Regions from separate parts of the Homo sapiens genome. Here region 2 is linked to region 1. Evidence: chromatin loops called from intact Hi-C (ENCODE). Cell type or tissue: ovary. All regions are shown on one strand. Each heading gives the region's core, and the rest is flanking DNA. Links, peaks and the distances in the headings are about the cores only.

The links. Hi-C counts contacts between places; a loop is a spot of excess contacts. Peaks named below come from ENCODE experiments on the same cell type or tissue, not always from the same donor. Only the 100,000 strongest peaks of a DNase experiment are listed, where the experiment ranks them.
Region 2: a loop joins it to region 1, with 4 times the contacts of the local background. A loop is called at or near these places in 3 of 110 quality-filtered maps.

Annotation. Positions count from the first base shown.
Region 1 is chr15:52,309,095-52,318,872 of GRCh38, forward strand. MYO5A (myosin VA) reads right to left here. Exons shown (of 42, transcript NM_001382347.1): 40 at 7,954-8,128; 41 at 5,029-5,109; 42 at 1-4,754. The coding sequence ends at 4,602. Among named protein-coding and RNA genes, the nearest start is that of MYO5C, 18 kb to the left of the region's middle. In ovary, for the core only: no CTCF peak of the experiment used is centred there; no DNase peak of the experiment used is centred there.
Region 2 is chr15:52,365,346-52,375,123 of GRCh38, forward strand. It overlaps MYO5A (myosin VA), which reads right to left. Exons shown (of 42, transcript NM_001382347.1): 21 at 6,779-7,018; 22 at 4,824-5,072; 23 at 1,686-1,779. Among named protein-coding and RNA genes, the nearest start is that of MYO5C, 74 kb to the left of the region's middle. In ovary, for the core only: no CTCF peak of the experiment used is centred there; a DNase peak (open chromatin) is centred at 4,946.

The DNA of each region.
Region 1 (9,778 bases), core at 942-8,941:
CTGTCCAGGCTGCACAGCTCACCTGGTGGCTCCAATAAAGACTCTGATGGGTGTGGGGAGAGTAACTTTCCTCTTAATTTCAGAGAGGCTTTTGCTGTTTCCTGTCTTTTTGGTTGAGACAACCTGCTACCAATTAATGCCCAAACAGAGTATTGCATCCTCCCAGAGAGCACTGATTCATGACAGAAGTCAAGCTGAGTTATAGCAAGTAACTATGACAAAAAAGAAAACCACCTGGCGCTGAGCACTTGGTCTCCTTAAAACAAGTAACTTGGTACGCAGCACTTGCTCGGTTCCCACATGCCAGCTGCCAACTCTGATAAAAAAGCACCCCTTGCTGGCCAGGGGCATTCCACACGTACCAGGAGGGGCAGCACGTGACCTCACGACATTTTTAAAGTCTCCTGCATCACAGGTGCCCACACCACCACTGCTCCATATGGGAAAGCAGGACAGCCAGAGGGCTGTGCGACATCAGGCAAGTCACTGCCCCTATCTCTATTCCCAAGCTATCATCAGAAATGATTGTAGAAGCGACCCCACCTACCGTCCATGCTGCTGTGAGGATGAAACGAGGTAACAGAGGAAAGCGCCGCAGGAAAGCATATCTGGACCCAGGTACTGTTTCTGCATTACTTTCAACAGGATGCACTAGTTTTGGCTCTGTTTTATCACTAAGCAGCTGACATTACCCAGAGGATCCTTGACTATGCCTGCTAAGGAACTCTATGAATTAGTGACGGGGGTGTGTGTGTGTGTATGTGTGTGTGTGTGTGTGTAAGAGAGAAAGGGCATTGTGTGAGGACTTCTCAGGATGGTGGCAGGTGCCCATTTTCCTAGGGTTACCATGAAAGTTATTTCTCACAACAATCACTGCACTGAAATTATAATAATATAGTATTTTCATAGCCTCCCCTAACATGTAGCTGTAACCTTAGTAAAAGATTTGATCTATATTACACATAATTACTCACCCAGAAAGAGCCAACTATGAGCTATCCATGGAAATGAAGAAATAACACAGCAAATTCTCCAAACTGACAATAATCCCCAAATTCCCTATCAGTTGGCTTCGGAATATGTTTTTGTGCTTCTGCACCTGACAAAAGAAGCATCAGATATGTGGAAATTTTTTAAACTTCCAAAGGAATTAGAAGCTACACTTTGTGGATTTTATCCCATATTTATCTTCCCTCCTTTTAGAGTTACTCTCAGGCAGATCAAAGCCTTAACCTGAGGAAAAGCTGCAAAAAGGGAAATTACTTTTAAATTTTCAGCTTCAAGTTGTAAGGGTGTGAGGTGAGTCTGCATGTAGTAAGGTGAATGGGGAGGGGATTATTAAGATAAAGAACTGTTGTGACTTTTAAGATCTCTTCCTTTGAATTCCCATTGTGTGTCACAGAGGAATTAAGAAAAAGTTGATGACTGATCTTCTGAAGGAATGCATGCAGAGAAGTAAGAACAACAAGGACTGTGCAAAGATTGGGCTGATGGTAAGCACCAGGAAGGCCAGCAGGGGCAACTGAGGACTGACTCCATCCACCTGCCTTCAGTGCACAGTCAAACAGCAGGCAACGGGATAGACGATTAAGTTGAGGGAAGGGGAAGAGTGAATGAGTAGGGGAAAGGCTGGCAGGGTGTGTCTGAAGTTGGGTGAGAAAGTGTGGCTGACAGAGAGAAAGAACCTCAGAGGGAAAGCAATCCTCAAACTGGCCCAAAGATCCCCATAGTCGGCAGAATCTTCTTGTACCTTCAAGAAAATGGTATACAGAATCATTTACTGGGCCTTGGGGTTCCCTGGTTACAAGGTATTCTTGTCAATGACTAAAAATCTCCAGGCCACCAAGAGAGGTTAATTCAGACCCCCATCTGGAGCTCTGGGTAGACCTGGGAGGAAGCTGGAGCCCTGGAATAGCAGAACCTTTGTGCCACCATCGCTGAACAGGAGAAACCACCAAGGGCAGCTGTAGGAGCTCTGGCTCCAGCACTTGACAGGACAAAGACAGGAGATGGGAGAGAAGGGCTCAGACCACAGCCTTTCTTTCATGACGCTTCAGTACATGAGCTGTCCGGAGTAAAAAAAAGGGCTGCATGGCAGTGACAGCTACAGCATGACCTGGAAGACCTGAGAAGATTCAGGGTGCACGTTGAGTCGTGCTACACAGGATGAAGCTGGGGGAGGTCTGGGAGATTTCCAGGGCTGAGGCGGACAGCCTGTACCACGTTGCATTTTCTTAGCAACTCCCCAACTTACAGCCTATCGGATGCTGTTAGATTCTGACACATTTGGTACGAACCAAATGGCTATGACTTAATTGTGCATTGAAAACCGCATTGACAACCAGGAAAAACTGGGAGAATTTGATGCAATTGGTAGTGTTTCTGGTTGATACTGCAAATAAATAAATAAATGTATTCAAACTGAATAAAGCAATACATGATGTAATAAAAATTACTTAAACTAATTATAATACAAATATAGTAGGACCTTCTAAAAGCATGTACATAAATCATGTACATTTAAGAAAGGTTACAGCTACACAAACTTGTGATTTTACATTTGATTAATCCTAAGGAATTGACAGGCACTACACACTGGTCTTTCCATCAGAGAATGGACTTACTGAGTAACTGCAGCTTTTTCTCTCTAGAATCTAAGGGCTGAGAAGAGAGAATTTTAAATGTGGAGGAGATGTTAAGAATCAGTGTCCAACTCTCTTATTTTATAAACGAGGAACTTGAGGCCCATGTAAATTAACAGACAGTATTTATCTTTTAATAACAATCTTTATCACTGATATGAAGCTGTTTGACTTCCATAAATATTGCACATATTTTAATAAGATTTATAGACCATCTAACAGTTAAATTTATATAACCTATGATTGTAATTCAGAACCAGAGTTTCTAATGAAAACTAATAATTTGCTTTTGTGCAACCTGAAGGATTTATTGTATAAGATTCCTAAGAAAAATGGTGAATATGTTTAACTAGAATTTCAGAATGAAAACTTACAGAATCTGGGTCTTAATGAACCAAATCCTCTGTAAAATTCAACAATCTTCTATTTCTTATATAAGTCTTCTTAAAGTATTTCTAATATGATGCTTTTAAAATTATCTAGTGGCATCTGAGAACACTTATAGAAGCTGCAAAGCCTTAAAAACTGAATCATAATGAAATATTTATTATATACCTTCTTTTGCATAATCAAAGTTTCAAGACCTGAATCGTGAATATTCTGACAATCCTCTCTAGATAGTGAGTGAGATTCTTTTTTTTTCCAAGGCAGTGTCTCTCTCTGTCACCCAGGCTGGAGTGCAGTGGTTCGATCTCATTGCAATCTCCGCCTCCCAGGTTTAATCGATTCTCGTGCCTCAGCCTCCCGAGTAGCTGGGATTACAGGCAAGTGCCACCACGCCCGGCTAATTTTTGTATTTTTAGTAGAGACAGGGTTTCGCCATGTTGGCCAGGCTGGTCTCCAACTCCTAACCTGAAGTGATCCGCCCACCTTGGCTTCCCAAAGTGCTGGGATTACAGGCGTGAGCCACCGCGCCCAGCCGAGATTAATTCTTAATAAATTAAGAAGAGAGAAAACCTGTCAAGGTTGAAAATATGCACTGAAGGAATCAGATCTGGTAGTTAAAAATAAGTCACTTCACAGAACACTGTACCCTGACGCAATATCCACCCAGGGAAAATTAATGAGCACATCAATGTAATACATCCTGAATAAATAATGACATCAACAATAGCCACTTTGTCTAATCCTACCCCTAAATGTCAAGCATTTTGTCATATTACTACATGACTTTCCAGTGTCTGCTACTTGTGCAGGTGAATCTGTAGGTATTTGCATATAATCCAGTTAAAACTGTGATCTGATTGAATTGTAAACAGAATTGACAAGAGAAACTTATTGTAGTGCCTAATATCACTTACATTTTAAGAAGACAGTATGTAGCAGCAATTTAAAATGCTCAGTAAACTATAGTACAAATGGACATCTATACTATTTAGCAAACCAACATTCCTTTAATATCTCTATATCATAGTGACACAAATGAGGAATTACTTTACATATTGCCAGTTTATTTCTTTGAACCAGTTTAACAATATCAACATAATTGATTACTAAACTGACATGATATGTACTCAATGGAGACTTTTCTTTCCATTCTCCTGTTTAGTGCAGAGGAGGTTCTTTGGTGCCTTCCTAACAACAGCTCATCTATGGAAGTTATACTTTTTATACCATTCAAACTCAGTGCTAAGGATTTAAAATAAATGCTGCCAGCTGAAGACACATTTTTCTCCTCCTTTCCTTCCTCCCTTCCTTCCATCATTCTCCTGTATGTAAACTCACGGTACCTAGTTGGTTAAGGATGAGTGTTGCTATAAAGATAACACAGCACGAAAGAGCCTATCTTTGTTTCCAAAGTGATGAAAGTATTCTAGGGAGATTTCCAGTTAATGACTTCTCATTTGGGAGATAATCAGTACTTTCTCTTTAAAAATGTATTTTCAGTAACTCACTGGAAATAATGGGTTCTTATTTCGGGCAAGAAATGTATTGTCAATTTTTGCCTGGACATCACTTTCAGACCCGTGAAATGAAGCCCAGGCCGAGGCTGGCTGGAATCTGGATGGTTTCTAGTGCGAGGGAAGATGGGTTGAAAGGAAAGGTGACAGGAAAGATGTGTTTAGCATCCATGAGCAGCTGGGGAGAGTCTTTCCTGTCTCGTAAACGCATCTGAGAAGATTAGGAAAAAAAATAAACAGAGCATCAGTTCTTTGAATCTAAAAGACTTTTTTCTACTAAAATTTCTACCCTCAAATTCTCAACTAATGAAGAATGTTTACTTTTGTTTTAAACTCACTTCATTTTCCCAATTAACTATTATCAAAAAAGTTAGTGCATTGTAAAATAAGATAATAAAAGATAACACATTATCCTTCAATAAATTACAAAATGTCCATTCAAAAGACTGTGTTGGTGAATCAAAGAAGAAGATGGGAGCTCTTACCTGTATAGTACGAATGAACGACACAGAGACTCTTTCTTCAAACTCATTAACTGGAGTATACAAATTCAACACTTTCACAATCTGTGAGAAATGAAATGATCAAAGTTTTTGGCATATTATCAAATACACACTGGGTACCTATAATCTGGAAAATTAAAAGGATCTGTGCGTACAGATTTCAGTTCTACTCAGGGGTGGGCTGGGACCAGAAGGAAGGAGGAGCTGGTCTGCACATTTACCTTTATCTGAATTTTTACAAGAGAATGTATCAATGTAATGTTTGTGTAATATTGTAAGAAGCTGTGTAAATTTCGAAGATATTCAAATAGCACAAGAGAATAAAACATGAAAAATAAATGTCCGCACTTCCATCCTTCCAGTCTCCCAAAGTGGCAATTGTTAACCATGTCCTGAACACCCCCTCTAGCTGCTATAAATATTCTAGTTCATTTTATTTTTATACAAATGGGATTCATTCTATTAATACTATTCTGCAACTTTTCTCCATATAAAAATGTTAGCCGTATTAATACAATTATCTCTTTTGAATGTTTTTTAAATCATATTTTTATAAAAGATCATAAATAACATGAATAACAAAAGCCCCTAAAGAAATTAATCAATTAGAGAGTATGAAGTTCTTTTTTAAAAAGTTCAATAATTTTTTTTTGTAAAATGGTCATGTCTCTTTTCTAATGAAAATAAATCATCGTCTATATAAGGTAGATATTTCCATTTTCAAGGTATTGTCTAAACCTGTGCTGTCCAATACAACAGTAGTAGTCACTAGCCACATGTGGCTATTAACACAAAATGAAAATAAAAGTTGAATGCAGGACAGTGCTGATCTATAGGAAAATAAATTAAGCACCAGAGAACTAGAAAGTGGGCATGTTGTTATCAGGTCTGTGGGTGACAAACTGAATTAGGGATCAGTCTCTCGGAGGCAAGTATTTGAATTTTAAAAAGTGGGACCACTTTGTTAACTAATATTTGCTAAATAAATAAACTGCAGGTCTGCCTCACTCTGTGAAATATGCTTAAAGTATATTTAAGTATTAAAGTATATTCTTTAGAAGTTGAATGGCAGCCAACTTCTATAAAGTTGGGCTTCCTCCAGGGTATTCTTACTTTCCACACTTGCAGAAACTGGGAGGAAATCTCAGGACCATTGTTCTGTCAGATAGTTCTGCTTTATTCTTAGTAAGAAGTTATGCAAACATGAATTCAACATTAAGAAGCTGCAAGTCTTGATTCTGATTGTCTACTGATTGACTTTTTTTTTTTTTGAGATGAAGTCTCTGTGCAGTGGCACAATCTTGGCTCACTGCCACTTCTGCCTCCCAGGTTCAAGTCATTCTCCTGCCTCAGCCTCCCAAGTAGCTGGGATTACAGGCACCCGCCACAATGCCTGGCTAATTTTTGTATTTTTGTAGAGATGGGGTTTCACCATGTTGGCCTGGCTGGTCTTGAACTCCTGACCTCAGGTGATCTGTCTGCCTCAGCCTCCCAAAGTGCTGGGATTACAGGTGTGAGCCAGCACGCCTGGCCTACTGATTTTTTCTGTTGCCCAGGCTGGAGTGCAGTGGTGCAATCTTGGCTCACTGCAACCTCCGTCTCCCAGGTTCCAGCAATTCTCCTGCCTCAGCCTCCAGAGTAGCTGGGATTACAGGTGCCTGCCACCATGCCCGGCTAATTTTTGTATTTTTAGTAGAGATGGGGTTTCACCATGTTGGTCAGGCTGGTCTCAAACTGATTGAGTTTTAATTGTATTGGGCAAAACTGAAAATTTCATATGTTGTAGGATATATGATGAACATTAAGAAAGTTGGCTGGGCACTGTGGCTCACGCCTGTAATCCCAACACTTTGGGAGGCTGAGGCGGGTGGATCATGAGGTCAGGAGATCGAGACCATCCTGGTTAACATGGTGAAACCCCATCTTTACTAAAAATACAAAAAATTAGCCAGGCGTGGTGGCAGGTGCCTGTAGTCCCAGCTACTCCAGAGGCTGAGGCAGGAGAATGGCGTGAACCTGGGAGGGGGAGCTTGCAGTGAGTGGAGATCATACCACTGCACTCCAACCTGGGCGACACAGCGAGACTCCGTCACAAAAAAAAAAAAAAAAAAAAAAAAAGAAAGAAAGTCTAAGAGTCAGCACAGAAAATAACCGGGCAAAAGAAAATTGGGCATGTTCATGCCTGTGCCTTGCTTCATGCTGTCACTATAATCCTCAAATGCCCTTCTCATTCTTCCACTTCCTTAAATTCAATGCCCAGATTAATGGGACCTTCCCTGAATACTGCTATCTTCCCTCAGTACTTCCTTTAGGCATCTTACTACAGAATTTGCTAGAACCTCTACGGTAGAGTCAGTTGGATACGACTCTGTCTTCCCTACTGAACTGTAAGCTCCTTGAAGGCAGGAATTTTTCCTTATTTATTGAAGCATCTTCCCCAGCAATAAATATGGTGCCTTGAGATGGAGGCTTAATTAATCATCTGTTGAAGTAACAAGAATTATCTGTCTCTAAAAACAAAGTCACTATTTGATAATCCACTCAATTATCAAATAAGATAGAAAGCTATTTTATGGAATATAAGCTGCATAGACTGTATACTCCATGAGAGCAGAGACTTTGTTTTGCCTATGGGTGTATCCCAGTGCCTTCAATGTTATATAGAACACTGTAAGTACTCAATAAATATTTGCTGAATATTAAATATATTTATACTGTAATTAGCACTGAAATGTATTAATTTCTGGCAAAATCTCCTTGCTTTAAGATTGGTAGAGGCATATATCTTCTTGAACACAGATGAAGTCAGCTCAGAGATACAAGCAATAAGTAGAGGACTTCTTTACTTCCCTAAAGATCATCTTTGATGAATGTTAAATTATTTTGTAACAGGGAAAGTTGCTCTACCTGGGCAGTAGTTAAAGCATTGCACATAGAACAAATGGCTTCTGCATCATCATCTGTTTTCTTTTTCACTTGCAAAAGTTGAGCAGCCTGAATGAGAGGTTCCAGGGTTTCTTTAGCCCCACTATTCATCAGATTCTTGTCACGCAGCCATTCTTCCAGTTGACTGACATTGTACCTATGAAAAAAAAGAGATACAGAGAATGCAAATTTGCTGAATTTTGTCAAAAATGTCTTAATTTTTTTGTGTGCGGCCTTGTCAGGATTTATGTTAAAATGACAGGCAGTATTTTTGTTCAATTTTCTTAAATCTCATCAGCTGTGCTTAAAAATTTATTATAGTCATGAGGATTATAATCACCATTATATAAGACTAAATGACAAGATAATGTAATTCTCTTTAATGGAAGATGGAAATGAAGTCATTATGGCAAAAGTTATTAGACTTGCTAATAAACAAAATAGAATAACATAATGTAGCTCTGTCTTTATTGGGGAGCTGGCCAGAAAACACTTTGTAGCTTCTCTTACAATTTCAGAGCTGGGTTGCTGTTGCAGGGTGAGACTTGATAATCCTTGAAGCACTCTCTCTTAAGGCAAACTCCAAATCAGGTAACTGAATAACCAAAAGCCCCACATATACCTGTGCTGAAGCCTTAAGGGAAGAGCCTAGGAGATGAAGATGGTGGCCTGAGAAAGCTCCGGGATGAAAGGAGAGAGAGGCAAGGGAGGGCCACTGGAAGAGACAAAGACTCCAAATGGTGACAGAGACAAACTACAAAGACATTGTAGGTTTCACAAAATAGCCAACCAAGTGGCAGCAGTCCTAAGACTGAGGTCAATAGACACACAATCAGCACTTAGCAACCAGGCAAATAGGGGCCAGCATAATATTGCGACAGGTGGCTCCACATTTCCATGCAGAGCTTATAGAGAAATATGCTCCACTATCTGAGAGGAAGGCATTATTGTCTTAAAATTCACTACACTTCAATGTAAGTCAGGATGGAAAATTTGAAAAGAACACTAACAGTTCCTGAGATTGAGTAACTACTAAGACTTTGATAGGAGAAATCATTTTTCCCTCCTCTTGGTGAATATTCTAGCTGTTTTAAAATAAAAAATTTGTGGCCCAGCACGGTGGCTCACACCTGTAATCCCAGCATTTTGGGAGGCCGAGACAGGTGGATCACCTGAGGTCAGGAGTTTGAGACCATCCTGGCCAACATGGTGAAACCCTGTCTCTACAAAAAATACAAAAATTAGCTGGGTGTGGTGGTGCATGCCTGTAATCCCAGCTACTTGGGAGGCTGAGGCAGGAGAATTGCTTCAACCCAGGAGGCAGAGGTTGCAGTGAGCCGAGATGGCGCCATTGCACTCCAGCCTGGGCAACAAGAGCAAAACTCCATCTCAAAAAAAAAAAAAAAAAAAAAAATTTGCAAAAAAATTATGTTACAATAATGAGGTTATGCTGAGGAGTATTGGGCATAAAATTAAGTGCAGCTTTTCTTAAAATATAGAGGGGGGATATTTTAAGAATTAGTAAAAGATCTATCAGACCTGTTCTTGTTGCCATAGGTACAAAAAGGTATTTTTCCAAAAATATATTTCTAAGAGCAATCAAACATTAGAAATCTTCATTATTATAATTTAATAATTTCTTATTGTATAATTAAAACACACACATAAGGAGAGGAAGCAGCTATCTCATCTTTGTGTATTTTTGCATCATCTCTTCACTCCCCCAAATAAGCAAGCTTCACAGTGGAAAAGGGTTTCCTATCAAGAATGTGAAGAACCTGTTGGCAGGGTACAGACAGGGAGCAAT
Region 2 (9,778 bases), core at 1,006-9,005, 56 kb after region 1:
ACCTACACCCTCAGCCCTCTTTGTGGCTGTGGTTTGCTTTTGGCTAGGACATGATCTGGAGATTGGAGATTAGCCCTTGACTGCAGATGAAGTAAAGTAACAAAACCTCAAATCTCAGCTGTATGTCTTAACTCAATCAGCCAACCAGTCACATTTATAATATTAAGCTTCTACCACTTTGCTCCATGTTACCCATATATTTTGAGGCTAAATCTTAATCTGCCCTGCCTGCTTCTATTGCTTCACCACTGCTTTCTCTGTGAGCACGATGAGGCAAGGGCTACAAGTGTCTTGTCACAGCTGCTTTCCTGGTGCCCACCACAGTGCTTCCCTAGAGTAGGGCTTTAATAATTTGTAAATGAATGAATGAAAGAATTTCTTCTCTCTAAAACATTCTACAAGTTGCCTTTTATTCTCACCAGTTTGCAGAAGCTGCTCTGAGCCTACCAAAAAATTTTCCCTTGGCAAACTCACTGTCATTTCTTTGTTCTTACAGTTCACTTTCAAATAACATTTTATATTTTCCTAGAAGATTCTCATCATTCTGGATCCTTCTGTTACATGCTGCCTCCCAGCAGCCTTCTTTCCAGGGCTCTGTTTTCTCCTTCACCTCTTAATTTTATTTTCTGGCTCCTTTTCTTTACCTCATCCCTTAGTATGGTCATTAATTCCAGGTTTTCTTCTCTTTCCTCAGTATTAGCCCCTTCAGCTAGGAGAGGTGAGGCAGTCTCTCTTACCACCACAGTTTTAATGGGTATCTTTAGGCTCCCTTCTTATTTTTTCTCTACTCTTTAATCTGGATTTGCTTTCTGAATACCTCCATGTTGAGGTCCTAGCTGACATATCAAACTTAACACTCCAACAACTGGCCTCATTAATTTGCCTCATAAATGTATACTTTTTTCTCAATATCCGTATTACTAATAACATATCTTTATTGTTTTGTTATCTCATTGTAAAATCTTAGAACATTTTTGCCTTTTTTGAATACCAGTGTAATCAACAGAATGTATATGAAAATGTATTATTTTCATATAATATATCCCCATTCCAAACCATCTTTTCTCTTCCATTTCCACCACTAATTACTGTATAGATCTGTATCTTCTTACCCCATATTTATATATATGTGGATTCCTTATAAACTTATCACCATTCTAACCTACCCCACAAACAGAAAATAGAATAAATGTCCATATCTAGTTAGTTCTCTATTTTAAAAATTAGTGTTTTTTTAGACTAGCAAAGAGTGGTGAATCTTAGAATAACATCCATTGATTTAGCAAAAAAAAAAAAAAAAAAAAAAGACAATACACACACACACAGAAATATACACATATCAGCTCAAAAATTCTTACTAAATCATTAGGAATCCTATAAGCCTTAACTAGTAAATCACACATGCAGAACAAATTAATTTTAAAAAAAAATTACATATGACACTGACTGAACCGGAGTTCACATTTGTACCTAGAGATACCAGATTTACAAGTTTATCAAGCAACGAATTCAACCAAAATATCTGATCTGTTGCCTCTTGGAACTTTATAAATTTGCTGATGACAGCCTCAACTTTTAAAAATATTTAAATTCTAAATAATGTTGTGTAACTCATCAAATGACATTGTAACTTACATAACTTTGGTGTGAGGTTGGTTGGCGTGTAGTACGCATATAAGCTTTACCTGTCATCTCCTTAGCCTGCTGCACGATGCGGTGATTGAGGGCTTCTTTTTCTTGCTTCAGCAAAGTATTTTCTTCCTTCAGATTTGATACCAGCTACGAAATGAAACAATAAACTGAGATGGTTGCAATGGACAGAGGAAGCCTGATGACCAAGGATAAAGACCATAAGCAGTCATTCCTTACTTCCACCACCTCTGTGCTCCCTGTCTTTGCCTGGTTATGTCTAGTCACCTTACAAACTTGCTCAAGCATTACTCCCTCCCAAGAGCCTTCCTGAAACCCCCTTCAATTAGCTGTCTTTTCCCTGTGCTACTACAAGACCCTGTATATGCTCTTTATATCCGTTATAAATGATTTACTTTCCTCTTTTCCAGAATAGACTAGAATTTCTTGAAGGATAAGGATGGTGATGGTTTTTTACTTTACATTAAACATTAAAACATTAAAGTTTTACTTTACATTAAACATTAAAAAATTGCCTGGCACTAAGTCAGCATTTGCTCTCAAAGGTAATTGATATTACCTTCTCCTCTGAATGCTTTCACACAAAGCTTATGTGTACCCATGATTCAAGTGGGGAGATTAAGGAGGTTAAGAAGGATATGAGGATGTTTAGTTTGGGAAATTCACTGAAGAGCTTTTGATTCTCCCATCTGATGTCAAGAAAGAGAATTTCTCTTTCATCTCCCTTTAAGAGTTTTACAAGGCTGAGAACTAGTCCTTTTATTCCATGTTTAAATAAGCATTGACATTACAACAATGTCAATGTACTTAATGCCACAGAACTGTCCACTTAAAAATGGTGAAAATGGTAAATTTTATGTCATGTATATTTTAAAACACACACACACACACACACACACACACACACACACACACACACAAGTTGACTCTTAACTTTCTAGTTCTTTGCTGGATAAGGATTCCCAGGAAGGAAAAGTTAAAACCAAAGGTAATTTTGCAAAGTACATAATTTACTCAGCTCATCTTTGGAATAAAGTGTGTGCTTATGATGAGTAAAATCTGAATTCCTTTTTCTAAGCTAAAGTTTAAGGAACTCTGAAAACAAGAGCTTTAATAATAGGGAGAGAACTGGCAGGCAAATCTCTTGTCATGTCAGGGGGTTTAGGACAGGAAAAGAGGGCTCCAGGGAGCAGGAAAGTTGGATAACTACACTGTGCCACACACAGCAGACATCAGTCCAGTAGGTATCCCTTCCGAGGGCTCAGTCTTTTCCCTCTGGACTGACCTTGCCTTAACATCCACTCTCAGTAAAAAAAGCCCCAGCTCTCTGTGGGCTTTCAGGAGAGGCTCTTGTTTGGTAGGGGTGCACAACCAATCACCTATGGTACTTTTTCAAAATAATGTGCCTAGCCCACACTCCCAGAGTCTGGATAGCTCCCTTTTTATATAAAAACTCCCCAGCAGTTTTGATAAATGCTCTTGGTTAGGAACCATACATAACTCTACTGTAACTTCTGGGCTCCTTGATCAGACTGAGAATGTCATTTTCCTGACCATGAAGCTGACTGTCACAGTGAAATGTTTTCATTCTTCCCCTATCACTACATTCCATCAAAAGAACTAATGGGGCCAGGCGCAGTGGCTCACACCTGTAAACCCAGCGCTTTGTGAGACCAATGTGGGAAAACAGCTTGAGGCCAGGAGTTCAAGACCAGCCTACACAACATAGGAAACACCGTCTGAACTAAAGTTAGTGCCTACAGCTATCTCTGTGAGAAGTGGGAGAAAATGAAATGAAATGAAAGAAAAAATCTGAATCTGCTTGTGTGTTTATTCTATCAGACTAGAAAGGCAAGAACTTGGCTTTGAAAAGGAAAGGAGAATCTTCCCACCACACTTAACTACTGTACAGATTCTGAGGAATCCGAAGCTGGAAAGCTTCCGTGGTTTGGGGAGACTTAAAGGGAAGAAAAGAGATCTTAAACATTCAAGAGTATCTTTTTGAGTGCACGTCTTAATTCTGAGAGAACAAGCTTGCTGTATCAAAACAACATTATATAAAACAGAAAAGAATCTCACCTTTTGGCACTGCTGTTTCTATATATAGAGTACAGATCTAGAGATATAGGAGGAATTACTTTACTGGAACCTGTAATGCCATGGAAGGACTGCAATTTTACCAGCCACCCTATCCTAACCGACCTGCATCTAAGTTCCTGCTGTAGTTCTCACTGCATGTGCTGATATTAACATTTAGAAGTCAGTACAGACAAACCATATCAGGATTCTTGCCAGCAGTTACAGCTGACACAGGCAACTCTGTTTTCATTTAAAGATGGTAATACCAGCGGAATCTCTGAAAATCGATTACTTTTTTCCAGGAAGCCTAATGTTGAGGTACTTTTACAAATGTTTCAGCAGTACATCTCATTACTACTTGACAATCTTAATGTCTTCTATACTTAATAAAGTTTTGATATGTTAATACAAATTTGAAGCGTGCAAGTACTGGTCAATCTGAAAGCATTTTGTGGGGAGGGTTCCATCTGCGTAAAGCTGTTGGTTGCAATCACTGTGCAGACATTTAGACTTCTCCTGCTTGGACTTCTTAATACAGCCTTAATGCAGGCTTCAACAAGGATCCCTACCATCAGGTACTAAATATTATGTCTAATGTTCCATTATTAGAACACTAAGCATGTGGGAGTTATTTATATTCTACTGCTCAAGGTCATTGCCAAAGACTGATTTTGCAATTCAAAAAATTGCAACCTTAGGCATAAATGGGTTAATCACATTAACCCTACTGAAGAAAAAGGAGTCTACGCCCCAGACTGACTTTTTTTTTAAAAGGAGTCTATGCCCCAGACTGACTTTTTTTTTTTTTTTTTTTTTTTAATATACAAGTGTTAGTAGGTACTTGGCCATTCTCTCCTAAAAATACAGCTTTGCCTCTGTTCTTATTAGAGTAGAAAGTTCTACTAAAAGACCTACAGCCTACTCATTGATAATGAGAAATAAATGCTTGGGAAACAGTAATAATGAACAGTAATTCAACTAAAATTTGTACTGCATTTCTAATAAAACCAACAGTGAGTCACACGGACCAAGTCATGATGACAGCACCTCTCTTTTGTGTACGGAGTAGATGGGGATATGGACATTATTCCTACCTGCTCTGTTTCTTGTTTGTATCGATCTGCATGTTCCTCAATGCATTTTTTCTCTGAACGAGTTTGCTCCAGGTCTTTCCGGAGCTTGGCAATTTCTTCCTGCAGACTAAGGACCCGCCCAGTGGCAACTTTCGCTTCCTCTTCACTTAGTTGAAGACGTTCTAAGTCACTTCGTAGTTTCTCAGTCTCAGAGTTGTATATTCCTTCCAGATTGGTTAGTTTCTCCACAAGGCATTTGTAGTCTTTGTTCTTTAAACATACACATAAGTAACAATAAGTAAATACACATATCATCAAATGTATTTAGTAAGAAAACCATGTTTATTCATCATATTCATGCTATATCATCATAACATTGATATAGTATCCAACCAAAATACTACAACATTTGCAATAGCACAACCAATACCTTCTAGGTGACACAAACAGAGAAGAAAACAGGCACAATTAATTCAATTCTGTTTGATGTGGTAAGCAAGATGGATGTGATTTTCTCATAGTCACAGGGTGAGTTACATAGTAAATTCTTAATTTCCTGATTCTTAATTCAGAAATAGGAGGATCTATACTTGTTTTTGAAAACAGATCAAAATGTTGCTAAAAACCATTTACTAGCTTAGTGATGCGTACGAATGATTAAAACAGCCTCAAAATCCCAAGTTGGCCAGGTGTAGTGGCTCACACCTATAGTCTCAACACTTTGGGAGGCCAAGGCAGGAGGATCACAAGAGGCCAGGAGTTCAAGACTAGCCTGGGCACATAATGAGACCCCGTCTTTACAAAAAAATTTAAAAATTAGCTAGACATGGTGGTGTGTACCTGTAGTCCTAGCTACTTGGGAGGCTGAGGCAGGAGGATCACTTGAGCCCAGGAGTTTGAGGCTGTAGTGAGCCGTGATTGCACTGCTGTACTTTAGCCTGGGTGACAGGGTGAGAATCTGTCCTAAAACAAAAAACAAAAAAAAAAAACCCTCTCCCTACACACACACACGTTTCTCACAAATCTTTATGTTTACTACCTCAAAATTTCTCCCTCCCACTCAGAAAATCTTCCATCCCATTTCATTCTGATCCCTGTTTTGCTTTGCTCTCCTTAGCATTTTTATATTCTTAATTACCTTTATATCATTTACATGTGCTAAAATATTAGTAACTATCTTTAATCAAACAAACTTTTATCTCTGCAACAGATTGCAAGTTCATCAGAAGCATCAACATTTTCCTGATGCTTTTGCTATTTCAATGCTAAACCAACTCATCTGTAAAATGAACATGATACCACATGAAAATAAATGATAATTTTGATAGAGCATTGCCAAGTACAAAATACAGTATGCCTGGTTCAAGCTGGTGTTTGAAAAATAAGTAACATACAATATGACTCTTGGTCATAAAGGTTTGAAGCATTAGTAGATCTCTGTTCTCAAAAATAATTTCCTGCCAGGCATGGTAGCTCATGCTTGTAATCCCAGTACTTTGGGAGGCTGAGGCAGGAGGATTGCTTGAGGCAACAGCCTGGCAACATGAGACCCTGTTTCTACAAAATAAAAAAATTAGCTGGGTGTGGTAGTACGTGCCTGTAGTCCCATATACTCAGAAGGCTGTGGTGGGAAGATCACTTGAGCCCAGCAGGTTGAGGCTGCAGTGAGCTGTGACCATGCCACTGAACTCTAGCCTGGGCGACAGAGTGAGACCCTGTCTCAAATAATAGTAATAATAATAATAATAATAATAATAATAATAATAATAATAATAACTTCCTGCCTTAGTTTTTGCAATTGTGATCCACCTTATGAGTTCATAAGTACTTCCATGCCCATTATGGAAATAAATACGGTCATAATTTTACTTTTTACTAAGACCGAAGGGTAAAGTCAAAGAAAAACAATATTGAAAATAATCCTGGTGGATTTCTTCAGGCATACTCCACTCTCAGGGCCCCTTTGTGAAACACACCTGCTCATCAACTTTGCGCTGCAGCTGCATGATCTTGTTCTCCATGCCGATGTGCAGCTTCTTATAGCGCTCCACTGAGCGAGCCTCGATTTTGAGCTTCTTTAGCTCACGCTTGGCCATCATCCGCCTGAAGCAGCACTGAAGGTAGATGATGGCATGCATGCTCCTCTTGTAGTGTGTGCGGGCCAGCCAGCCCCGGACTCGCTTCTGAATGATGACTGCTTTGTGCTCACGGAGTATCTGCAGAAAAGGATAAGGGCAAGCAATGTCAAGACCCTGGACTACACTCATGATTATCAATCTATGTCGGGCTGAAAATCCACACATTACCTAGAGGAAAAGACATAAAAGTTGAATTGACAATGTACTATGTAGATTATACTTATCACAGATATATGGAGGCTACAAAATTATTTTTAAAAGTGATTTGAAAAGTAGACTTTAGAAGGTGATTTCAGAAACATACATAAAAATGTGTCATATGCACATATTATGTGTATAATTCTAAGCAGAATATAGAGTTGGAAGCTGTCTAAATAAAAAGCACCAGATTACCAAAAGAAAAACAACTATAAAAAGAAAGAAAAAATACATTAGGTTTCTTATTAGTATATGATTTCTGTTGGCAACAGATGATCCTCTATAAAATTAACAGAACCAGGCATCCTGTAAACTATGTGCTACTAAAATAAGAGATATCCCCACCACCCTGACTGCTGATACCACCTCACTATGCATTATTAGGCCCGTGCATGAGGACACGGGGTATGGGCAGCAAACTGTCTGTAGAGGCCAACACTTGGGGTACTAAAAAGTTTGTACTGATTTATTGATTTTTTTTTTTTTTAGAAACTAAAAGATGACACTCTTGTTTACCACATTTGAGGAATACCATTCTAGTGAGGATTTTCCATTGCTATTTCAAATGTAGCAAGGATCCACTTTTGGGATTCAAAGGTAGGAGGGATGGGGCTTTAAAATGAAAGGTAAAAGTAAAAAGATGTGAAACAAACTAATCTTACTTTTGATTTTATGTTACATTTCCTAAAAAAAAATGATATTTCCCTAAACTTATAAACAAACAAAAGTTTGCCTTATTAGATGAATTTGTTGTCGCTAAAGAGCACCAAAAAGACACCGTGTAAACATTTTCTAGGAAAGATGGAGAAGAAATTCTTGAATTTTAAGAAGAGGTAGCCAGGCACAGTGACTGGATAAATAAAACTATTAATGCCAATTTTCCTGTTCCATTTGCTTCTCCCATGTAACTTTGGACATGGGTCCATTTTTGTAATTTTAGTCAAATGGAAACAGCATTTAATCAGAGCTTCCATTTTCAATCTCACTTTCATCATGAGTGAGAGAAATTAATCAACACCTGTACTCTCTTTAAGACCCCCCCACTCCAAATCTCATGAAGGGGAACCTTGGACCTGAAATACAGCTAGAAGGAGCACTAATGTGATGGCTGTTGGCTTACATGTGAGCAAGCCTCTACGCTACCACCTTCCACCCTGTCCAGTCACAGTGGGAGCCTGAGCTGGCCGGAGGCTGCCACTGCTAAACCAGTGACCTCAAAACCCAGCTCAGATGTTCCTAAGGAAAGTAGTGAGGAACACAGGAAGGTAACTAGTTTGGTGTATCTGAAAAGCAACTTCAAACCTCTTTCCTCCCTAAAATCTCACGCTTATATAGAAAGAGCATGAGACTACATAAAGGAGGGGTGAGCAGAAAGATCTGGAGTAGCTATCTTCAAAACACAGCTATTAAATACACTCATTCAAGCCTCACCAGTTTCGAATTTTTTGTTGTCTAAAATCACTTCAAATAAAAATAAATAAATAAATAAATAAATAAATAAATAGGGCCTAGGTCACACCCATATACTGTCTGTGCTTAGAGACCCAAATCACCCCATTAATGCTCCTTCTAATGGTGATGTCCATAGAGCTCTAATATCCAGGCTTGTATTTCTCACTGATTTGAAATATAGCCTGTAGGATAGACTCCAAACCTTGCCAAAATGAAAGAGATAAAAATCGTTCATCAATGGTCACAGGTGATAATTAAGACTACTCTGGTGACCCCATTAATTATTGCTAGATGTAAGATTATTTGTCAAAAACTTTTGGAGCATTGTATCTGTCAATACAATTTTAACCACATTAATGTTATAATTTGCCTCCTCTTCACCATGGTAAATTCTTCCAAGGTTGTCTCATTCTTGGAATAACCTTTAACCTGTTTGTCATATATTCTATCTATTCAAAGTTCTCTGTAGTCATCTGAATAGGGGGCCCCAAGGAAATTAGGTGCTAATCCCTGGAACCTGCAAATGCTATTTATTCAGAAAAAGGGCCTTTGCAGATGTGATTAGGTTAAGGGTCTTCAGATGGGAGGATTATCCTGGATCACATGGGTGGAACCAAATGCTATCATAATTATTCTTATAAGAGGCAGATAGGAGAAGTCAAGTCAGATACACAGAAGAGAAAATGCTGTGAAAACAGAGGCTGAGACTGGACTGATGTGGCTACAAGCACAGGAATGCTGGCAGCCACCAGAAGCTGCAAGAGGCAAGGAATGGATTCTCCCCTGGAGCTTCTGGAAGGAGAGCAGCCTGCTGACAACTTGATTTTGTCCCATTGATAATGATTTTGGACTTCTGGTCTCCAGAACTCTGAGAGAATTAATTTTGGCTGTTTTAAGGTAACAAGTTTGTGATAATTTATTATAGCAGCCACAGTAAACTAACATACTTTTTTTTTCAAATTATATAAACAAAGAGAAAGAAGGAGGTAAAAGTTTTTTTCCCATTGTTTTGTTAATAACTGTATGTGATTATTTAGTATTTTAAAATGCATTTCAGGCTGGGCATGTGCACAATGGCTCATACCTATAATCTCAGCACTTTGGGAAGCCACAGTGGGAAGACTGCTTGAGGCCAGGAGTTTGAGGCTGCAGTGTACTATGACTGCACCACTGCACCCCAGCCAGGGT